Regions from separate parts of the Homo sapiens genome. Here region 1 is linked to region 2. A link is an interaction called in ENCODE POLR2A ChIA-PET data of the cell type or tissue named here. Cell type or tissue: MCF 10A. All regions are shown on one strand. Links, peaks and the distances in the headings refer to the core of each region. The heading gives the core; the rest is flanking DNA.

The links. Peaks named below come from ENCODE experiments on the same cell type or tissue, not always from the same donor. Only the 100,000 strongest peaks of a DNase experiment are listed, where the experiment ranks them.
Region 1: POLR2A ChIA-PET joins it to region 2 with 86 read pairs; 5 of 35 experiments call an interaction of 5 or more read pairs at or near these places.

Annotation. Positions count from the first base shown.
Region 1 is chr21:34,810,288-34,819,024 of GRCh38, forward strand. The region is part of intron 7 of RUNX1 (RUNX family transcription factor 1); the gene reads right to left. Among named protein-coding and RNA genes, the nearest start is that of RUNX1-AS1, 22 kb to the right of the region's middle. In MCF 10A, for the core only: no CTCF peak of the experiment used is centred there; DNase peaks (open chromatin) are centred at 2,414, 3,424 and 4,394.
Region 2 is chr21:34,859,797-34,868,483 of GRCh38, forward strand. The region is part of intron 5 of RUNX1 (RUNX family transcription factor 1); the gene reads right to left. The region is part of intron 1 of RUNX1-AS1 (RUNX1 antisense RNA 1); the gene reads left to right. Among named protein-coding and RNA genes, the nearest start is that of RUNX1-AS1, 28 kb to the left of the region's middle. RefSeq lists enhancers at 5,504-6,703, 5,974-6,143, 6,184-6,463, 7,444-8,111, 8,112-8,687. In MCF 10A, for the core only: no CTCF peak of the experiment used is centred there; DNase peaks (open chromatin) are centred at 4,445, 5,895 and 6,235.

The DNA of each region.
Region 1 (8,737 bases), core at 153-8,152, 49 kb before region 2:
GACATGGGCCCTAAGGCAGGCTTATTGGATTTTATGCCAGGGATTCTGGTTTTAAGCAGCAAACTCTGAGGCATGGCATTCTAATAAAATCAGAAGAAAAACTCATATGAATGGGGGAAAAGGAGAATTCAAAACAATAAACATGAAATATGGCTTAACATAAAGATGCTTTTGTTTGTTCTGGCCCCAAACATTTTCAGGATTTGGGAACCTCATCCCAGAGCTGTCTCTCTAAAAGCCAAAAGGGCTTCAGTAAGGATACAATAAGGGCATAGTTCTGCAGTCTGAGAGGTAAGGACAGAGACCCTAGCTTGGCCCCTCACTCACAGTGTGCTGAAGCAAGTAACTTAATGCCTTGGAGACTCAGTTTCCCCCCATAAGGAGATGTTATTGCATCTGTCCCTTAGATTCCTGGGAGGGTGAAATGTGCCCCTCTGCCCGATATTGTCAATGCAGTAGCTGGCACCTTGAAGGCAGGAAACAGTCTTCTCTCCCCTGCCCTTCCAGGAAAGGATAACAGTGTCTGGAGAGTACTGTTGGCTTAGCTGGTTGTTGCTCCAGGTAACAGAAGAGGGAGAGGCTTGGTCTCACAAAGCCACCAGAAATGAGACCTTCCTTAGGCAGCCAGAGTTCCAAGGTGCACTATTCCAGCGGGGTAGCATGCACCGCTAGGATGCAACATAAGCCCTTCCTCCTGCAGAGCAGCAGCCTCCTCCTTCACAAGGAGCACCATAGCCACCCTGCAGAACACAGCTGCGTCAGGGCCTCACAGCAGTGTTGCACCGTGCCAGCCACAACACAGATTCTGAAAGCTGCATTTTACAAATCGAGGATTCACTGCTCTTTGTCTTGTGAAGTGTGACCCACAATGAATGGCAACCGTTCTTTCTTTAAGAGCTTCCATTCCATGCTCCCAATTTGAAGGATATCCTGACAAAGGGAAGTAGAATTCCCCAAGTGGAAGTGCCTCGTCCCCTTCAATAAACGCGAGTGAAATCAAAGGGCTGCTTCTGTGCTCTCTTCCTCTGTTTTTCTCATGCAGTCCTCCCATCTGACTACCTTGTCACAGCTCTTCTTTTCCTACCTGCATCCTCTTCACCTTGTTTTCCTTTCCCACACATCAGGCCAAGGCTTCTAGAATTCCTTGCAGCAAGAGCTGGAGGACAGAACCTCAGGGAACTGCCCTGTGGGAATGCTTCATGTCGTCTTCTACACGCCCTCTGACCTGGCCGCTGCACACAGGTCTTTCACTCTATGTGATTCCCTGGCTGCCCCTTCACCTCCAAGAGCTCTGAACGGCTTTACAACTAGGAAGTCTCTGAATGTGCAGAACAATGAGTTTCTCTTTCAGCAGGGCCTTGCCACCCCAGTTGTTTTTATTCCCCCCTCTGATATGCTAGAGATAATGATAGATCCAGGAAGTATATTTTCTTCACACTAGGAGGGGCCTTGCCCCACAACTGGAGACATGCCATTCCTGTCTTTACTGTCTGTTCTGATGGGAGCTCCTGAGAGATGGCAGGACAGGCAGCCTTCATTCCTAAACACAGTGTCCTGCAGACCCACCCGCTCCAGCTTATTTTTCACAGACATATTTCTGGAGGAGTAGTGTTTATTATACCTCTGAAACTCAAGGCTTCTCCATGCACAGAAATAGCCTCCAAGAAACAGCCCTCTATACCCCCGAGAAATGCCCCCAAGAAACCTCCATGCCCCTGAGAAATAGCTCTCTTGCACCTCTCTATTTTTTGAAATTTCTTAAATATTTGCCACCAAGCAACAGAGTGAATAAGAGGCTAAAATGTTCCCTCATTTGGTGACAAGTTCCTATGCAAGTTTTGAATTATTTGGAATAATTGGATTTCTTTGGCTTGTGAGCCAAGGGGAATCACTATCACTTTCTTCTATGGTATCAGAAAACTCCCTCTTTCTTCTAAGTTCCCCTGCTGCAGTCTTCTCCCCCACCTTCATGTGAGAGCTACACAAGGGGAATTTGTTCACTTAAGTTTGCAGCCATTTTGCACACCCCAAAGAGTTGACCTTGATGTGAACTAATTGGGATTGCAGTGGGTTAATAACACAGGTTGGTGAGGTGGAATTTGCAGCATAAAGGAAACACTTGAAGATAAGAGCCATTTGTGCTTTCATAAGCTCATCCCTGGTGCTCTGAACAAAGGACACAAACTAATAAAGTCAGATTCATCTAGGGGCAATCTACACTCGCTCACCCCAAACTCTGATTCAGAAAGGCAAATGGAAATCTGCCAGAATTCTTTTAAACTCCAACACAGATCTCGATTTAAAAAATGACACACACAAAACCGCTTGGTAATAAGCAGACCTCTGATGATCTACAGATCCACAGCTTCGTTTATTGACTTAGAGAAAGTAAATGGCATTTCAAATACAACCTTCATACTTCAATAGATGAGGTCACCCTGAGAAAGATGATACTCAGCCCAGCAGTGGGAAACCTCCCTCCAGAGAACTGCTTTGATTTACAAGGCCAAGGAAGGCTTTCTCATAGAAGCCATATACTTGGGCTAAAATGGAGTAATTTTTTTTAAAAAAATTAAATGTAGAGGTTGAGATAGCAGACAACTATGAAACTCTTGCTCAACAAGAGGGATGACCTATGGAAGACAGGAATGCTAGGACCTACAGAACTGAAGGGTCAAAATTGACTTACTACCAAGTTTAGATAGCTAAGTAACTCACATTTTTTTCAGGCATTGAGATCCTGTGTATATTGACTAGAAGATCCTTGTGAATTTCCCAATTACTCTTAAATAGCGATCATCAAACGGGTGATTTCTCCTCCAGGGGATTTCTGGCAATGTCTGGAGACATTTTTGGTTGCCACAACTGAGGAAGGGGGAGTGCTACTGTCATCTAGTACGTGGAGGCCAGGAATGCTGCTCAACATCCTACAATGCACAGGATGGCCCCTACAACAGAGAATGATCCTGCCCACAAGATCAAGCGTGCCCTAAAGTGTCAAAGAAAACCTTGCTCAGGGAAAGCACACACTGCCACAATGGTTTCAGCTACCATGATGACAAGACGGAAGATGTGACTTCTAGAGGTGCTCTTCAGGATCGGGGAAAGCTAACACAGCATTGTCCCCTGGGCACAGTACAAATGAACTGAGGGGTATGAGGAGATGAGGTGTGTGGTGAGCACTTTCTGGAGCCCTTGTGAGAATCCTGGGTGGCTGCAGTCATGATGCACCCAGGGGGAAACTCCATCCCCATGTAAGGTTTAAGGCGACTGCTCTCTCAGTCTCATGGCCTGGCACCCAGACTTAGAGCTGGCATGTTGAGCCCTGGGTGAGCTGCAGGTGTGAACTACCAACAAGACTGCTCCTGAGCTGACCGTCGGCTTTGCCATCTGGGAGGGTACAGGCTAGCACTTGCCTCTCCTGGGCTTCCTGGGCATGAGTCACATGTAACTAGATAATGACGCAAATCACCGTCAACATTACTTAAGGTTTCATTCTAATGTCTTATGGAATGATAGAGCAGAAAGCAACCTCCGAGACAGCAGAGACAACCATGCCAGCCCCATCTCAGAGAAAGCTGCAGTGCGGAATGGTGAAGGGACTCCCCCTATTCTCCACAGCAGATAGCAACAGAGCAGGGACAGACCTTCTGGCTCTTTGTAGACTACTGCTTTAACTACATGATAGTTAGAAACTATAACCCTCCCATCAATCTAGTTACCATGTACTGACAGAACAAAAAGACCTAGCTAAACCTCAAAAAAAAAGAAGTCACTGGAAAGCACATTGTCCAGATGGTTCTGGTGGGGAACACCTTTGCCTGCTTATAGCTCTGTGAGATCCTGAGCTTGGTGAGATGGACTGGGAAGTCCTAACTTCATTTATGTCTTCTCTCCACCCTGAAACGATGCCAAAATGACCCCAAATCTCAAATAAAAGTTGGTGTCTGTTGCTGTAAATGTACAAATAACCCAAAGTCAAAATTAGGGATGGAAGTTACCATTCCTTTTGCCTTCTGTGTTTTGAGGTGGTCGTGGGGAGGAGGAAGGCTTTCAGGGACAAGCAGACGGCGACAGGGATCACACTGTCACCTGTGTGCGCCTTTTCTTCTAATGGCCTTAAACTGCCAAGTGGCTGCAACTGCAGCGTGCTGATTTTAAATGCTTTTATGGAAAGCACCATCCCCTTTTCGACTAGCATCACTTAAAATAATGAGTTAGATGCACTTGTATTATTCTGTCTTTCAAGTGGATTAAATTCACAGGCTCGCTCTCCTCCAGTCTCGCAAGCTTTGGCCTGGCTGTCTGAACCTCCAGATTAGACTGATGAGCACATGCCAGACAGCAATGAAATGCAATTACCCAGGCAAACTTTTGAAGGATTTGAGCCCTGGGGCACAGGCTGTTTACGAAAGACTAAAAGCACCGTTTGTGCTGAGCAGGACCAGTTGCCTCCGTCTTTTCCAGTTCTGGATCCTGCCTGCCACTGGACTGCAGGCAGGATTTCTGGGGGCCTGATAACATCAGGCTTCTGTCCACACCTCAGCACCTCGGGGTCTTTGCTCTGTTTTTCAACAAGAAAATGCAAGTACCAACAAAAGCCTATTATAACATCTCCCTTTGTGTTCACTGACTGACTCTCTCTCTCTCATTGACTTATTTTTTTGTATTGTGTACTACCCCGAAAAAATGCAGCCAGGAATCATCCTATAGCTGACTGGCTGTGTAACTTCTTTGGAAATGAACAACCTTTCCAAAAAACAGGAACTTCCCGTCTTCTTTGAAAAAAAAAATTAAAAAGCAAACCAGTCTCAACAGCACCTCTGAATTACCTTCCCCTTGATTTGAACAAAAGAGGTTTCAGAGGAACAGAGGTGGAGGGAAGAGAAAACAAAGAATGGGCAAAGGGAAGGTTGACAAGGAGAGTGACCATGGTCTCCCCTCTGCTGACCCAGACTTTTTTTTGTTTGTGTGTTTTAGACAACTGTGGGTGACACAGAGGTGTTGGAATGGTTCTTCATCCATTCAGCTGAAAATTAAAATGTAATTCTGCTAGGAGAATGCTGGGGAGGGGAGGGACTGGGGAAGGTTCCTTGGCTTTTGTAGTTGCTGTGGAGGAAGCACCAAGTGAAGCCAGCAGGATGGCAGCACTGAAACGCTCCAGGGCTGGGGTTGGGGGTCCTGAAGCCCCCGCCATAGGGCACAGGGTGGGTGTGGGAAAGAAGCTTCCATGAGGAGTGGGAAAATACGAGGGATAGCAAGAAAAAGAGTAAACTTGGAAGGATGGGTTTCAGAAGTGCTGGAACCAAGAACAATCTAGAATGCTTTTAGAGAAGGAGGCCACACAGGGGCACATCTGCACACCAAGGAAGGAGGAAGAACGCCACTGCCAGGAGCTAGCAGTGAGTAGGGGTTGGGATCCAAGGAAGTGGTAGGTAAATCATGCACTCTTACTCTGGGGCCGAGATGTCTTACAAAATGTGGAAAGCAGGGTCAGGATTCAGAAGGCAGCCTCCGATGAGGCTGAGCAGTCTTTAGAGGAAGGAAGATGAAAAGAAAGAAGCTGGGATGAGAGAGTTTGGCCTCAGAGAGGGAATGGGAAAGGGCAGGGGGGCTCACTAGCTTAGTTAGCAGAAGGCTGTGAAAGTGATGAGGGCCAGAAAGCCAAGAAGCATGGAGACTTCCTAGGCTCCTCCTCATCACAAACAAGAAGGGAAATGGCCCAAGAAAGGGCAGGTGGTGCCAGCCAGGCTCTCCCCCCAGGTTCCCAGCTGGGATCTGGGAAAGGAGAAGGAAAGAATGGAGAAAGGAAACAGCCAAAGGGCCCCAGCAGAGAGTTGGTGCTATGTAAGGAAAGAAATTGTTTAGGGCAGGATATTCTGAAATTAACTTAAAACCTAAAACAAACAGTTTTGACTTGCTGTCCCAGGAGCAAGGAAAAATCCTTCCTCAACGACTCATGCACCCCTTTCTCTGCAGCTCTGGGCTAGGTTCGTGGGGGTCCTGGGAAGGAGAGAGCGTTCCTGCCCACCTGGAAGTCTCCTTCCAACTTGTTGATCTCAGAACCCTGATGTGCTCTGGGGAGAAGAGTGTGTAGCGGGTGGGGGCACGCTCAGGGTTGCCTGCCTGGATGGCATCTCGGTGGTGGTGGTTGAGTTTTTACTGTCTTACAGCACAGATGGTGGAAAATCATAGCCATGACAGTTGGTGAAGCGTCACTCAAACATGCAGCCTATCTGGTAACAGCAGAAGGCAATGTGTGGGGAAATGCCAAAGTGACAGAGACCAACAGATCAGTCAGGAGTCGGGAAGGGAGTCAGTCTGGGCCTCAGTGAGGACAAAGATGTTCTGGAGGAGATGGGGCAGGTGAGGTGCCCTGAAGAATGGCAGGATTCGGGGATGTGGTGGGGAGGAGAGGAAGGAACTTTCTGGGTAGGCATCCAGCATGGACCAAAGCTTGTGGGCAGGACTGGTCATGGGTGTTCAGAGATCAAGCAGGAAGATCTGCAGCATTCACCCACCTCAGTGTCCAGCCTCCCTCCTGTTCGTTGGCTTGACTTTTTGGTCATTTCAGAGCAAGAATGAGCTTCGGAAGAATGGAGCACCTTGTGGCCCAGAACAAGGCAGGGAGGCATGGCTAGAGAAGGAGACAGGAAACTGGTGGTTCCATGGTCTCCATAGGTATCAGGCCTCCCTGGCATCAGCTGACCTGAAATAGCAACACCTGCTTCTTCGGCCACTTTCCTCCAAAGGTGACATATTCAGACAGGTTCTACCAGGAGTGCAGGGCTAAGGGAACCTATGCAGTGCAGTCCCTGGACTCTCTGAAGGCCAAAGTATCAACAGTGAGCACATTGGGTCTTCACACGTCACTCAAGGTCACATAGAGGGGATTCAAACTCAGGCTGGAGTGTAGCCAGAAGTCCAGGTTGCCTATGCTCATTGCTATTCACCGTCTGTCACTCTGCTGCCTCTGAAAAGTTGTCCTTTTGTTTCTCTGGGATTGTCAACTGATGTACATACAGAGATACAAGGGTGGCTGAGCTACAAATGATTTATACTACAAGAAACAGACTGGCGCAACCTCATCTCTGGTAAGTCCTCAGTCTCAAATGAAATAAACAGCATATGGATTTTCCCTGTTGTGTCGCTGAGGCCAAATTAGGAGTCAGCAATGGGGCTTAGTGCTTAAATAAGTTGTGTATGGATGAGAAGGATAGGGCTGCCCATTCCTTGTTTGAGTGACTGCTGGCACCTAAATGCCTCCCGGCTCAGGTAAGAGCCTACCTGATCACAAACAGAGCTGGGAGATTTGTCGAGTTACTCAAGCCCCCAAGACATGGCCACTACATGTGTGAGATTTTCTTAGCTCTTCTACACAGGCTCCTTACTGTTGGCTCTCGCAGTAAAGAGTGGTTTTTGATAACTCTGGGAAGCTCTTTTCCTGACTCCTACACTATGGGCCTCCACGTCGTGTGGTCCTGCAATAGAAAGTCATTTCAGGGTGGCTTTGACTAAGTAATGATCCTTCAGAGCGATCATCACCCTTGAGGGGTGCCAGCCTGTACCCAGAAGGACTCCTGCCCGGGGCCGCCTCATGTCAGGGCCTCTTGAGAACTGGATTTGCAAAGTGTCTGCAGACGTAAGTCCTGGTGGCCTGCTCTGTCTGCTCTGATCACAGGGGACAGGAAGGCTGAACCAGGACAGAACAGTTTGCGGTTTCATCAATGAATAATATGGAGCTGGGGACAAAGTCCCCTCTACTTTCTGCGGCTGTCACTGAAATGTCAGCAGTGGAGGGAAAACCAGAAGAGAAAACCTCTCACTGACAGGCGCCCTCAGTGTGCAAAGAGCTCAAGTTTCAGTGCTGGGGTGGGGTGGGGGCTGCGCCCCTGCCTATTCACCCCACTCCTCCCCTGGGCTGCTCCACTCCCATGATGACTGGGAATTTATCCTACAACAGGCCACGAGCTCCTTGTTCTGCAGTAGGAAATTATCCTTCATAAGAGGGCAACTGTTAGTATTGTTTGTTTGTTTTTTAATTTCCAAAAGTAAGGAGAAGTTTATTAAATAAGAGCGGGGGAAGGGAGGAGGGAGAAGGAGAGGGAAAGGGCCCGAGAGGCAGCTGACCCCAGCATTTCCCGTCTCCCCTTGGCTTCTCCCATCCCCCTTGTCCCAGACCCCCCTCCTTCTGGTTCTGAATGTGAAAAATAAGCAGCCTGCACCTCCTCGACTGGAGATGTGTCTAACAAGGCCCTCATTGTCTCAGACAGGTGTGAGATTGGACTTGATTCGGGGCCAACACCTCCAGTACCGGAGCCAGCTCTGTGAGCCGAAAACATGCACCAGCCCTCCAGTAATACCACTGCAGCCAGCCAGAGACTCAACAATTTAAGGCTTAACACACACAACATAAATCAGAGGAGGATGGACCAGCCGACCGGCAGCTTCTTGGGCAGATGCCTGCAGACTGTCTGCAGATCATACCCTGCCTGTTTGGGTTATTTGAGACTCTTTTTCTGTAATATAAAGATGAGAAACTGGGTGGAGCAGCGTGCAGAGGCACACGGGTGTTTGTCCTGTCTTGTTCCAACAGCCCCTCTTTCGCCTAAGTGCTGTTTTGAAGGGACTGCTCAGGACGGTTCACATTGCTACATCCAAATCCTAGGAATGTGTCCAAGCTGGGGAGGAGGGGAAAGGAAAGCTGAGCGCTCTGATATGGGTGGTATCTGTGTGA
Region 2 (8,687 bases), core at 16-8,015:
CATCAATAAACAATACAAGATCAAGAAAGATTAGAATTTATTTTCTGTTAAGTCAGGATTTCCGGAAACCATAGAGTCAGATTGGCAGCTCTCCACTTCTGGTTCCCAACTTCCCTGCTCCCATCTTTCCCAATTATTTATAATTCAGGGCAAATAAGAGTAGAAGAAACCATATCCATCTTTCTCTTCTTACTTTGTACCTTTGAAGATCAGGAAAGATAGAATTTCTAAGTTTGAAAACAGGCTAAATTAGAATCATTCTGTCTATATTTTTAAAAGACGAAGTCTGGCTGATTTTAAATATTATTTGAAAATGCCAGATGTTATTAGAGGTACTCATGGGATCAGTCAGAATAAAATTGATGACTCATAAATGGACTTAAGTATATGTAACTGACAGACTGAGATTCAATAAGTACTAGTAATAAAAAATGCACAAAATTTCCATTACACATTTTACATATATTTATAAAAGGTGAGAAAATCTTCATTGCATAGATTTACTAATCTAAAAACATTTCTTGTTGGTAAAGTGATTCAGAAGATAAATCTGGCTAGCTGACCTTTGGCAAGTCACTAGACACCTCTATGTTCCTCAGTATCCTTACCAGGAAGATGGTTACATGCAAATTTTCCTACCTTAGAGAGTTTTAGGGGAGATTAAATGATTTACCGTGAGTAACCCTGTTAAAACAGTTATCTGGCACACGGTATTCAACAGGGTGTGTCTGTGCGTGTGTGTGTGTGTGTGTGTGTATGTTGTCTGCTTTATTTCTCTTCTCTGTTTCTCACGGGTCTATAATAGGACCCTAACATTTGATTAAGTCTGATGTTCAATCTTCCTACATCAATACAGTAGTTCTTTAATCAACATAGTTTCTCCTCTTAATCATGTAGCATAAAGTAAATCAAAGACAGATGAAAGGAAAATATTTTCAATTGTCACACATGTCTTAATACAAAGGAAGGCCACAGAAAAACAAATGTCATGCGTGTCTTAATACAAAGGAAGGCCACAGAAAAATGCTCAATGAAAATATAATCTTTGGCCACAGCAAGCCACGATTCCTAATCGTGAGAAATCTCCACCGAACACTCCCCAAAGATGTGGATTCTATCTGTATTAAAGTCTATAATAAAAAGAGCAATAGCAAGTAACAATTAGATGATGAAGGCTGCTCTGCCCATTGTGCCTTTATAACTAAAGTCTCAGCTGACCTGTCCAATAAACGAGGTGAGGATGCTTCTGGGGAGTGACTTCCATGGAGCAGAGCATCAGGGATGCCAGGAGACTCTGCCTCCAAATCCATCTTTCCCATCAACTGGCCTGTCCCCAGAACCTAGAGACGAGTCTTGTTGGCCTTTGGGGATTTGCCAGTTTTAGGACATCGTTCAGATGTTATCAGGCGACACTCTGGATGCTTTCCTACCGTGGCATCTAGCTGAAGGAGAGGACTGGGTAGAAGAGGCCTTGGCCAGGCCCAGCAAGCAGGGTATGTGATGTGATGTGGAGGAAGATGCTGCCGCAGAGGGAGGCAGGTCCTGGGGGCAACTGCCCATCTCACTGGGCAGTCTCTGGCTTTCCAAGAACAGATCCAGGAGCAATGACAGCCACAGACGGGGAGCAGCCACATCCACATGTTCCAGAGCTGACTAACAGATTGTCCTACAAGCCTCATGGTCAGCCTGTTCCCTCTCTGTCAAGAACCCATGAAGGTTATCACCTGTATCATCAAGACTGAACTCCAGAACCTGCTTTTAGGATCTTCTCACTAATAAGACCCTGCCCCAAGTAATTTCTCACTCACCCCCTCTCCTCCGCATACCTGACTCCCAGTGTGCACCCTCCGAGTTCTACCCATGAGCCATGGCATTGAGATGCTGAGGTCTTCCTTCCTCCAGCCACTTCGCCAATCCAAGGCTCCTTGCTGCACCCTTCACCCGAGTCTTCCTGCCCTTCAGCATCTGGCAACGGGCAGTCACTCAGTCACTTGTTTTCCAGGCAGCCTTCCTTGATGACTACATTTTGCTTTATGGCTGTTTGGGCTGCCTCATAAATCATCCTTCACCTTTGATTATTTAGGGTGTCATACTGAATGCAGTTTGCGGCTGTGTAGACCTAGTCTCCCAGAAGGTGGGGACCCTTTTCTATATACCCATGTAGCCCTCACAGAAAGGTGGGAAAGGGTGCAAGTGGGAAGGGGCTTTAGGAGAGAGGGGGTATTTAAAATTAAAAAAAAAAAAGTCCCTTGAGGACACAACAATAGATAATGCCATTGTCCCAGTCCTGAGTAGGTCTAGGGGTGCATGTGGGTGTATGAGAGAGAGAGAGAGAGAGACTGAGGTGGTTCTTTCAGCAAGAGAGTTACAAGTTTGGGGATGCAATACAAACGATTTTACCTCTCCAGATCTCAGTTTCCTCATCAGCAAAATGAGGGGGGTTCATGGGATGCATGCAATGTCCCTTTCAACTCTCTGATTTCATCTTCCAAGAATGCAGCTGGCCTGAGATGCCCATAGCCATGTGCAGGCGGGCAGGTCCACGTGTGATTCTTCTGTTGCCTACAACTCTAGCACCTCAGTGACTTCATAAAAATACTGTATTTGTTTCCTGGGGCTGCTGTAATAAATTATCACAAACTGGGTGGCTTACAACAATAGAAATTAAGACTTTCACAATTCTGGAAGTCAGAAGTCCCAAATCAAGGTGGCAGCAGGGCCACACTCCCCCTGAGGGCTCTAGGGAGGATCCTTGCCTCTTTCTCGCTTCGGATGGTGGCCAGCATTTCTTGGCGTTTCCTGACTTGCAGCTGCAGCACTCTAGCCTCTGCCTCCATCTTCACATGACTGTCTTCCTACTGGGTGTCCCCTCCCTCTTCTTAGAAGGACATCAGTCATTGGACTTATGGCCCACCCAAGTCCAGTATGACTTTATCTCGATTACACCTGTAAAGACCTTAAGCCATATTTTAAGGTTCTAGGTGGACATACACTTTTTGGAGAACACTATTTAACTCAGTACAAATAGCAATGTAGTAAGAGCTCCCATCATGGCTCTACCAGTGACAACTGCTCTACAGGCACGCGTGTGTTTTACCCTCTGGAACAGTCTTGCTCCGATAGTGGCTCTCCTACCACCACGCTATCCACGACTACCCAAATGACAACAAAGAATGGTTGCATTCATAATACTGGCATTTTTAAGTCGTGTAGAACTTACAACTTTTTAAACACCTTCCCATATACTATTTCATTTGGTCCTCACACCAATCTCATGAAATAAACAAGATGGATTTTATTGTTCTTGATGAATAGGTAGCAAAGCTAAGGCCCAGAAAGGTTAAGTAATTTTCCCAAAGTCACACAGCTTTGATATACAGCAAAACTCATATCCCTGAGCTTTCTACTCACTGTTCTTCCGGTTATTATCCCTGAGGTCATAAATCTCCACCCGCAAACCCAATAGCACCAGTACAAGAAATCTGGACTGGAGATACTTTATCCACACCTACCACTGCCCCAAAAAGTAAAATCTGACTCTGTGATTCTAATGTACCAATGGTACTCAACCTGGGTTATAGCTCAAAAGCATTTTCTTACTGAGCTGCGTTTGGGCCTCTGGCAGTTGAGCACTCATGACACCCCATCTGGTAAACCACAGACTAACCTATATAATCAGGAGTAAAACTTAATCAAAGTGATAATTTGTGAAATGAATGGTCATTATCTGAATTCTCATTATTTCATGCCCATCTTTTTTTTTTTTTTTTTTTTTTGAGATGGAGTCTTGCACTGTCTCCTGGGCTGGAGTGCAATGGCGTGATCTCGGCTCACTGCAACCTCTGCCTCCCGGGTTCAAGCGATTCTCCTGCCTCAGCCTCCCGAGTAGCTGGGATTACATGTGCATACCACCACACCCAGCTAATTTTTTGTATTTTTAGTAGAGATGGGGTTTCACTATGTCAGCCATGCTGGTCTCGAACTCCTGACATTGTGATCCGCCCACCTTGGCCTCCCAATCATGCCCTTCATTTTAAGCACAGTCACAAGACATTTCCACCGAGCACACACTAGTAGGTGGGGCGTTTTGGCCAGTCATGTGGTTCTCCCTCACAAAGGGCTCTTGTTTACAGCTTTGGGTACAAGGACATTTGCTTATTATCTTACAGACACAGTGATGACTTCTTCACAGGTGTAGGTGACATTTTTCCACAGCACGAAAACTGCCTTACACGTCCTTTGTATTCTTCCAATGAGACCCAGCAGAGCCTTGATACTGGGCTGCAGTCAGCAACGGGCGCACCTGACAGGAGCCACATGCTCTGCCCTCCACGTGGCCCTGCCCTCTCTGTGGCCCCACCCCATGGCGGCTGGGACACAGCCCTTCTTGGCCAGCATCTGCAGAAGTAGGATCTGTGCCTCGGGGCACACGTGTTATGAGCCAAATTCCCTCATTGAAATGACCTATAGGCCTGGTATTTTAAGTACATGGGTGTGGAGCACAAAAGACTCTCAAGTGTTTCTCCCAGCGAGCTGCAGCCGGAATAGTGAGAAATCACAGGAGAGCAAGGGAGGGCAGGTTGGCTAAATAGCAACGGCCCCAAAATGGGCTTTTCAGGACCCAGTGCAGGGGTGGAAGGATGGGGCTGCTGCCGAGAGGGCCGGTGTTTCTGTTGGCAGCCTGGAGGATCCAAGGCTCCCTGAAGCACTCACTGGCCTTGGTCTGGTGAGGCCAGCAGAGGCTTTGGTCAGTGCACAGATGGCCCCAGCACTGATCCTGTGTGTGCTGCTGGAAGTCGGCAGCTCTTGGTTCCAGAGGGGGCCACCACGGGGTCACAGGGTGGCCTGCATGGAAGGAAGCCAAGGAAAGGGGTAAACAAGGGGTAAACACCAAGTCCTTCCTCCTGCTCACTGAACCCTGACCACCACAGCAGCATCAGTTCCAGCCAGGGCTTGGGTTCCAGGAGGACCATTAGAAGACCATTAGAAGCACCAAACGACACTCATACTGAATAAGAAGGTGAGAACAAAAAACAACAGGGCAGATGAGGTTTGTCTTGATGTAGGCTTGGAAGCAGTGAGAGAGAAGAATTCCATATAAAATCCCATGAAGGTGGAAACACAGTGGTGATTCATTCAGTGTGGACTCTCAAGGCAACCTACTTAGGTTCAAAACCTCGCTCTGCCACTTGCTAGCTGTGTGACCTCAGGCAAGTTACTTGACCTCTCTGGGGCCTCAGCTTTGTCATCTGTAAAAGGGGGTTAATAACAGTCATTCCATCTCGTAGCATTGTTCTGCAGGTTAAATGGAATGCTGAATATACAAGCAGAGCACAGGGAAAGGTCTCAGTAAATGTCAGTGGAATGATCATTAAAGACATGATAAAGGTGATTCCACAAAGACCAGAGCTGTGACAGATCCCGTAAGAAGGAGCTGGGGATGAAGTAGGCACTGACGTCTGACATGAGGAGGGGTTTTGTGCGTGTGTGTGTGTGTGTGTGTGTGTGTGTGTGTGTGTGTGTGTGTGTTCAGCAGGTGATGGGGCTGCTACCAGGCCTAAACGCAACTTGAACTTCAAGTTCAAGTTCACTCCTGCCCCGCCAGCTGGCGACCTTTGTAAGGCACAACTGTGAGTGGCTGATATGCTATGTAAACAAGCCAGGCCAGTGCTCCTCACTGCAACATGTGTTGTCTCCCTCGACGCCAGTGTGTCCATCCAAATGCCAGGGCAAAATACTAACTGCTTTATTTAGTTGGGAAGAAGGTCAAGGGGTGAGTCTTCCTGGACACTCGCTGCCATGACACACTCCCCAGGGCCAGTCAGCGGGGAGGCCCCAGGTCTAGGCTTGATTAGTCTTGACGTTGGCGGCCCTGGGGCTGGTGAACTCTGACAGCCAATTGTGGTCAAATAAAGCCACGGCTGGAACCTGCAGTTCCGCATGGCCCAGCGCACTCTCCACTTCCTCACCACATCTGGGAAGTGGCTAAACCTCAGGATTGCTTCAAATGTGCACACTGCTCCCCAAAGAGCTGAGGGTGGCAAGGAGATTACAAAGCAAAAAGACATGCAGCTCGGGGTCATTTCTTGCCTAGGTGTGAAGAACATATTTAAAAGTGCATCCAGGCCACATCAGAGCAGAATCCTCCTATAACACCCCGTGTCTGACGGGCGAGCCCCGACTCCTGTTGTGACTCGGCCTCCTCAGGTCTAGTTTGCAGGTATCCCCGGTCTACCTGAGTTGGCTCTGCAGCAGACTCTGTTCCTGTCACTCTCCTTAGTGTAGGTCTGTAAGCATGAGTCATCTTCTTCTTTTGGGGACAGTTTCAGGGGATGTGAAACTTGCCCTTTGTCACGCAAAGGAAGGCTGCAGACACAAAGGAGCCGTCTGCCCTGGGGGCTCAGAGTCCTTAGGAAACACAATCGCAACATTTTTCACTCTTGTGTTTGTCTGCAGGAAAGCCAGTTGTGCCCAGAGTCTTGAAACGCCCAAAGAGTGAGAAAGGAAAAATAAAAGAAAAACATCGCAGCTTTTAAAAACCAAGAGAGTCAGTGAAGGCTCAGGTTCTGCTCTTTGCAAATTCAGGAAATCCCACAAGATCCTGAAAGGTTGCAGGGAGATTTCTCCTTTTACAATAGATGGCTTTGGGTCTAATTTTAATTGCGGATAACTAAGTATAAAAATTAACGTACCCTCGGATTCCAGGAGTAGTCTGCATTTGGAGTATTTTTTATGAAGTATTTTTAATTTTGATTTCTCACTTTTCCACTGGAACAACCTAACAGCCAAAATTCATGCTTATGCTCCTCTTCCATTTCCTTACCCAAACATTTGCCACTATTTTTGACAGTGGAGTTGTATAATTAATTTATTTGGGGATTTCTGGACGGGATACAAATCCTTCAACTTGCACATAATTTCCTGATTCTCCATGCTGAATTGAATTAAGATGTCGGCGTACTGTATATACTTGTGTGCAAAGTGCCTGTATTTGCAGATTGCTTGATCCAATCGCACTCACATCACACATGCAAAATGCAGACTTGAGGCCTAAGCTACTGGCACCAGGACTACCCTCAAAAGTCAGACTGAAAATCAGGTCCTTAGAATATAGAACTCAGTTTTCCATGGAAATGGCATTTGTTTGGAATTATGGATTGTTTGAAAAATAGCTGTTTTACTTGGAGAAAACCGAAGACATGCAAAGCATTTTCTCTGGAGATGTTCTATGAAAATGAGTTGTTTGAGGACAGGGACAGAATTTTATTCATCTTTGTATCTTCTATTCTGAGGCAATAAAGAAAAGTTTGATAAATGAGGCCAGGCATGGTGGCACATGCCTGTAATCCCAGCACTTTGGGAGGCCAAGACGGGAGGATCACTAGAGCTCAGGAGTTCAAGACCAGTCTGGGCAGCTTGGTGAAACCCCATTGCTACCAAAAATATAAAAAATAAAATAAAATAAAATAAAAATAAAAAATAAAATAAAATAAATTAGCTGGGCATGGTGGCACACATTTGCAGTCCCAGCTACTTGGGAGGCTGAGGCACAAGAATCACTTGAACCCAGGAGGCGGAGGTTGCAGTGAGCCGAGATCACGCCACTGCACTCCAGCCTGGGTGACAGAGTAAGACCCTGTCTCTAAAAATCAATGAATCACTCTGCAAACTTTCAGTTTGACAGCCAGTCCTTTACAACGTCGAATTTCACTTGGAAGGCATAGCTTGCTTTTTCCAAGGCACAGGTATGCTGGGCTCAACTGCAGGCAGGGGAAAAGCTCAGGTTTGCAAAAGGAGTGGAGGGGCGGGCCTCTTTATTTGGCAGAATATCACCTATCCCACAAAACACCATGATGTTCTCATGCAATCTTGCATTTCCTTTCCTGAGATTTCATTTTCCCTTTCTAATCTTCCTTTTCCTTTTGATACCACAGTTCCCTAGGATCTCAGCTGGGGAACCAAGTTTTAACCAAAACACCCCAAAACCCTGAATTCGCAGCCCCCTGGAGACCAAGGCCACACCTGCTGCCCTGTGCTTCCCCCAAGGACAGCCACCAGATTTACCAGTCTTCACTCATCCATCAGGCTGTGTGTTTGGGCTGGGGTCACACAGGGCAAGTGACCAAAGTGACCTCCTGGGCCTGGCCTCCTCCTGATTCCGATAGTGCCCCTAGCCGGGTGCCTCAAACACACAGCCCAAGGCCACACAGAGCTGCAGCTGGGAGGCCTGAGGCATGGACATTCTTCAGGGAAGGAAGGCTTGGGGGGCGTCAGCTCCTGCTCACCAGCCTTGCAGCACTTGCCACTGCAGGTAGGAAGAAAGGCAGGTGAGTGTGGAGGTAGAGAGGGAAGAGAGGGAAGCTTGAGGCAAGCTTGAGGAGGGAGCTGACTTCTAGGTACAGTGCCATCTACCAAATGGGGTCCTTGCAAGCTGGATATACACATGCCTGGCGCTGCTTGAAAGGAGAAAGGAGAGCTTTCAGTCTCTGGATGGGTCTCTAAGCTCCCCACGCACCCTCCAAATGTCCTTTCCATTCTTTAAACTGTAAGCCAAGTATCTTTCCACAATTTGTATCTGGAGTTAGTTATAAGTGGTTCTCCATTTCATTAGGATCAGACCAAATTCCCAACGTGGATGTTAAGGCAATCCCCGCCCTATCTCTCTGTAAGGCTCCCCGCCATCACTC